2 separate regions of the Homo sapiens genome follow, and region 2 is linked to region 1. The links are chromatin contacts, found by Hi-C in ENCODE. All regions are on one chromosome and are shown on one strand. Each heading gives the region's core, a stretch centred on a gene start or an enhancer-like site at or near the end of the contact. The rest is flanking DNA. Distances are from core to core; before and after follow the strand shown. Region 1 overlaps RBKS (ribokinase). Region 2 overlaps BABAM2 (BRISC and BRCA1 A complex member 2).

Region 1 (3,288 bases), core at 428-2,927:
AGGAAATTAGTAAATCCTAGGGGGGAAAAAAGGATTCTCTGAGTCACTTCCATATTCTGGCACTTATCAAACCTCAGTTAATTTTAGTCCCTTCCTTGCCCTCACACTGTTGGTGTTTTGTTTTCTTTTCTAATTATTTCATGTTCTGAGGACTATATTAAAGTTGCCAGGTTTAGCAAGTAAAAATGCAGGATGCCCAGTTAAATTTGAATTTCAGATAGATAATAAATAACATACCTAACAAATTTATACTGTAAAATTACCTGTCATTTATCTTAAATTCAAATTTAACTGAGCTTCCTGTAGTTTGTCTGCCAAACGCTAATTAGTATACAACTCCTGGAAGATCTGCTACATTCTGTAGTGAAGACCCTGTGTCATGATGTATCATCTGAACAGACTATCTATCAACTGGTACAATAAGAAAGGATATTGTACCACCCTTTCTTAAATATTGTTGGGAAGAAAATTTCAATATTTCTCCCTTTTTATAAGCCAGACAGCATTAGAACAGAGCTCTCGCCCATCAATGGGATGCAGGTATACACGTTAGTAAAGGCAACATGGAGAGAAAGAAATTAATGAACCATAATAGTTAAATTTCTACTTTTTGTTTTTGAGACAGGAACTCACTGTTTCACCCAGGTTGGAATGCAGTGGTGTCATCATGGCTCACTGCAGCCTCTACCTCCCAGGTTTAAGCAATCCTCCCACCTCAACCTCCCAAGTAGCTGGGACCACCACGCTTGGCTAATTTTTTTATTTTGTGTAGAGACGGGATTTCGCCATGTTGCCTAGGCTAATCTCGAACTCCTGGGCTAAATCAAGCCTCCCAAAGTACTGGGATTACAAGTGTGAGCCACTGTACCCAGCCTAATTTTCCATTTGGTTTAAAGTCTATATGAAGGCTTTTAGGATTTCTTGACCTGCTTTCTTGATAATTTCATCTCTCAAAACATAGAGGAAACAAGAAAGAAGACTGCTACAAAGAAACTAATTTTAACAAACCACAATAGGTTATGCAATATTTTTGAGCAACCACCATGCTAGGAAGAAGGAATTGTGGGAAATAGCGATCATTTCACAATAAGAGGTTAGAGTACCCTCAACTGCCAAACTGGCCTAAATTTTCCTGCTAGATACTTGAAGAGCACTCTATTTATTCCTCAAATGTTCATCACAGCTCAAATTACTTATTCAATTCTTCTGTCTTCTCCATTAAATTACAAGTTCCATGAGGTCAGAGACATCTGTCTTATTCACTGTTGTATCCCTGATGGCTATCCCTGTGTATATAGTTATCTATTGCTGCATAATAAAATACCTCCAAAATGTACTGGCTTACAACAGCAATAATTATTTATTGTCACTCTCAGTTTTTGCATGTCAGGAATTCACACAGGGGATAGCATGGTTTGACTCTCCCACGCGATGCCTGGGGCTTCAGTTGGAAGACGCAAAGGCTGAGAGCTGGAACTTTTCTTCATTCACCTGCTTGACAGTTGATGCTGGCTTTCAGCTGGGGGCATAATGAGGTTGTTGGCCAGAACATGTAAACATGGCCTCTACGTGTGACTTGGGCTTCCTCATAATATGGTAGCTGGGTTTCAAGATCCAGCTTCCCGTGAGAAGGAGACACAGAAGCCATGTTGGCTTTTATGAGTTAGCTTCGGAAGTAACACGGCATCACTTCTGACTCATTCTATTGATTTAAGCAGGAAGGTCCACCCTAGTACCCCACCCCTTACTAGAAGATTGTCATTGGCACAGTGTAAAACCAGGATGTGTGATATGATATAGGTTAATACAGTTATCTTTGGAAAATAACATCTGCTACACTGTACCTGCACATAGCTGGCACTTAGTAAATGCTTATGAAATAAATAAATGAAAGAACTCTGGTCTTTAAGGAAACTGGTCTCAGAAACTTAATGGAAGAAAGAAAAACATTAAAAGCTTAATGTTCTGGAGCCAGGCGCGGTGGCTAACGCCTGTAATCCCAGCACTTTGGGAGGCCAAGGTGGGCAGATCATGAGGTCAGGAGTTCAAGACCAGCCTGGCCAACATGGTGAAACCCCGTCTCTACTAAAAATACAAAAATTAGCTGGGCATGGTGGCACGTGCCTGTAAGCCCAGCTACTCAGGAGGCTGAGGCAGGAGAATTGCTTGAACCAGGACCTGGGAGGTGGAGGTTGCAGTGAGCCAAGATCAGGCGGCTGCACTCCAGCCTGGGCTACAGGGAGACTCTGTCTCAAAAAAAAAAAGCTTAATGTTCTTATAGATGAACTCTAATCACAGCAATAATGTAAATTCATGCTTATGATACTCACTCTGCTCCAAACACAAACCACTGATATGTAAATACTAATGGACACAATGAAAAGATACTTACAAGCTCTAAAACAAGATAAATAACTCCACAGATCAGAAATGGAACAGCCTCACAGAGCATTCAGCCCTTGATATGCTGGCTGTACACTAGCCCCAGAAACAGGCAGAAGTGGCAGGAAGTTCACCCGCTGTGGGTCATGGATACTAAAAGTGTGCCATTTATAGCGGACTGGAGCCGAGCCCACAGATGGAAACCATACATGCTAGGCTGTGGCTCCCCTGCTAACAGTGAAAGGGGGAGGAACCTGCTACCCCTGCTGCCTGAAGCATATTTAAGGCCCCCAAACTGAGGAGTTAGCAGGACAGAGACACAGCCTCTGACCAAGAAGTAAACCAAGCCAACCACTGACTTAGTGACTGGACTGGCAGTAGCCCCAGAAACAGCAGAGCAAGAACTCCCTATTGCCAATATAATACCTGGTTTTGGTTTAGAGACTCTTGTGTACCTGGGGGAAGCTACTGTAAAACCACTGAGGGCTGGGCGTGGTGGCTCACGCCTGTAATCCCAGCACTTTGGGAGGCCAAGGCAGGTGGATCACGAGGTCAGGAGATCGAGACCATCCTGGTCAACATGGTGAAAACCCATCTCTACTAAAAATACAAAAATTAGCCAGGTGTGGTGGCATGCACCTGTAGTCCCAGCTACTCAGGAGGCTGAAGCAGGAGAATCGTGTGAACCTGGGAGGCACAGGTTGCAGTGAGCCGAGATCTCCCCACTGCACTTCAGCCTGGGTGACAGAGCAAGACTCTTGTCTCAAAAAAAAAAAAAAAAAAAAAACACTGAAAAGCAGGGATCAACCAGGTGGGAACTGATGTGTGACAGCTTTCCAACTCACAGTAAGTAAAGTGAGCCTGCAAATGAAAAACATAATGCTACAAAATTCACCCAGCACAATC
Region 2 (2,975 bases), core at 183-2,682, 340 kb before region 1:
TATGGTTAATCTTTATCTTGCCCTTCATCCTCCTAATTCTGTCAACCCTTATAAATCCTATTTATCAATCTTGTCTTTATTTTTTGTTTTCTCATGGATTATATCCAAGGTTTGAAAACTCAAAGGTCATGTACCAACCTGTACTATTGAATGCTTTAAGCTATCAGGACTTTTCACTGGCAATACAAAGCTGTCACTGATTTCTTGACAGTATACTATCAAACGACGAATTGATAAATCAAACAGAAAGGACAATATCATGTCAATCCAACATCTAGACCTAAGCTGAATTAAAAGTCTAAAAACAGCAAGGAAAGATTAGGGATGCTGTGGTCCCAGCATGAAGTCAGTCTGTGCACATTAAAGCCACACGCAGTGTGATCCTGAAGTCTTGCTCCCTGCTGCGCTCAACGGCCTGGGAGCCAGATTACTAGCACTATGCTGGGTCACTGCAGTTGCTTTTTAATGACTACAAGTACACCTCCCAGTGCTCTAAACCGTAGGACATCCCAGGATTGTCATTTTAAAAATTCTCTCCCTTCTCTCTCCCGGGGCTGTTTGGATATGGGGGACGAACTGGCAGCCTACCTGGTCCTGAGCTGAAGTCTTGTGAGGCCTAAAGGCTTGGACTACATGGTAAATTGTATGCACCAAATGGGGGAAAAGGTAAATAAAATCACTTATTTATATGTGGTTAGTCAGTTTTTGCCAAAAGTAAATTAGAGTCTTATCAGAAGTAAATGGTAACCTGTACCAGGGCAACCCCCACAAGGCTAACTCAAGGGAGGTGTTATGAAATGAATGTTTGTGTCACCCCAAAATTCAAATGTTAAAATCCTAATCCTCAGTGTGATAATATTTAGAGATAGTATCTCTGGGATGTAATTAACATTAGATAATGTTATGAGGGTAGGGCCCTGGTTCAATGGGATTAGTGTCTTTATAAGACCGGAAACCAGACAGTTCACAAACTTTCTCTGCCATAAGAGGACACGGCGAGAAGGCTGCCATCTGCAAGCCAGGAAGAGAGGCTGCACCAGAAACCAACCAGGCTGGCACAGTGATTTTGGATTTCTTAGCCTCTGGAACTGTGAGAAATACATTTCTATTGTTTAAGTCACTCAGTCTATGGCACTTTGTTATGGCAGCCTGAGCTGACTAATACACAAGGTTATAGATTTTTAAGGCTGCTTTAAATTGTAAACTCCCGGAAAGCATATTTGGAATGCTCTGCTGGTGATACTTTGAACTTGATGTTTTTCTTCTACTCAACAAGAAGGTACAGGAATACTCGTTCGTCCCCATTACACATATATGCACACCCACACCCACCCACGTGCATATACACACAGTACTCTGAGAACAGCCACACCTCGCTGAGACAAGGTTTTCTTCACAGGGAAACATAAGTTGATAGAAAGTGCAGTTCTAGGATACTTTGGGGAAAACAGACATGCCTGGGCAGAGTCCTGCAGCCCTGGACTTCTGACCCAGTCACTGTGTAGTGTGCTTCTTGTCTGAAGAAGCCACAGAAATCAGACAAGAAAGTAGATACACGCAGGATGGGATGTACTAGGGCCACACGGGGTGGGTAGGGAGCCATGAAACACACATGCATCTTCCCTGCTCTGTAACCCTTCAGAGGAGATCCTCCATACTCTCCTAAGAACCTGTCCTTGTTGTTTTGATGAGAAAAATTAACACAGTGAATATGGAACAATTAAAGATAGGGAGGACAAAACTACGTATATTATTGCAGATGATGTTCTTCGAAGTCCTAAATGAATGCACACATCTGATGATGCTACAGATCCAGAAAAAAAGGAATGATCAATTCTATTAAGGATAGTATGCTGGATTATACACACACACCACACACACACACACACACACACACACATTTCAAACAAAACAAAACAAAACACAGAAGACACAGGTAATGTTTAGCAGGGTTCCATTTCCTGAGTTCCTTTGGCTTCCATTCCCTTTTAATCACATCCCTGAAGTAAACTCTGAATAGCATATAACATATTAAGAAAGTCCTTTGTTCTAAAATTATACATACAAAGAAATTGAGTAGCCATTGCTTCTAAGCTGAGGGGAAGAAAATGAAATTAATTTTAAAATCGAAGAACAAAAGGTTTCAATCTATAAACTTCACTGACATACCTCTTAACAATCACTAAAAATGTTCCAGGTGCTACACATACCTAGGAGAGCCAGCCCACATATCCATGACATAATTTATTAATTAATATAGAGTTGGAAGGTACTCCAAGAAAGGGGTAAATGAAAATCTCAACCACAAAAGTCCAATTAAAAACAGGCATAAAGCACTAAACATGGAAAACAATCAGAACACAATGGATTTCCCTCCTTTCCCATGTCTTCAAGATAGTAAGAAAACAGGCTGCTTAAAAAATGCCTTTATTACGGGAAGATCTACTAGACAGGAAAGTAGGAAAGGACAGCCCGTCCCCTCCACTCCCTAGCCAGAAGGCACCATTCAGGGACTGATCCTCTCTTCATAGCAACCTTGTAAATGCACGCAGTGGTTGACCACCTCCAGTAGTGGGTCGCTAACCATTCCTGAAAGTAGATCATTCCAAAACAAAAAACATATAGGAAGTGCTTTGAAAGCTATCAGGTATTATCAGGATGTGAGAAACCCATCATCATCTTTCATCATTTGACAGACACGACTATTAGAACAGTAGTCTTCAATGTATGTACAAAGATATTCATCATTAATTGTAGTAAGACAGAAAGTAAACTCAGATCCATCAGTAAGGATGATTAAACAACTGTTATAACCAACTAGTGAATCTATATGGACTGATATGGTACAATCTCCAAGATATATATATATATATATTTTAAAAAGCAGACTGCAACGTAGTATGTACAGCATGCTACCATCCAAATGACAGAAAGGATATGTTCACATACCTTTGTATATTCATAGAAGGACACGC

What was found. A loop is a pair of places that touch in the nucleus more often than their neighbours do. Pooled maps may share reads with other maps.
Region 2: a pooled map of heart left ventricle shows a loop between it and region 1 (2.1-fold over the local background). The contact joins two enhancer-like sites. A Hi-C loop is called at or near these places in 1 of 50 pooled maps.

What each region holds. Positions count from the first base shown.
Region 1 is chr2:27,829,245-27,832,532 of GRCh38, reverse strand. All of the region lies in intron 6 of RBKS (ribokinase), which reads left to right. Among named protein-coding and RNA genes, the nearest start is that of MRPL33, 59 kb to the right of the region's middle. Within about 2 kb of position 1,677, at least 2 of the 41 ENCODE cell types and tissues checked have a DNase peak (open chromatin) inside an H3K27ac peak, as active enhancers do.
Region 2 is chr2:28,171,013-28,173,987 of GRCh38, reverse strand. The region is part of intron 7 of BABAM2 (BRISC and BRCA1 A complex member 2); the gene reads right to left. The region is part of intron 1 of LOC100505736 (a long non-coding RNA gene); the gene reads left to right. Among named protein-coding and RNA genes, the nearest start is that of BABAM2-AS2, 140 kb to the left of the region's middle. Within about 2 kb of position 1,432, at least 2 of the 41 ENCODE cell types and tissues checked have a DNase peak (open chromatin) inside an H3K27ac peak, as active enhancers do.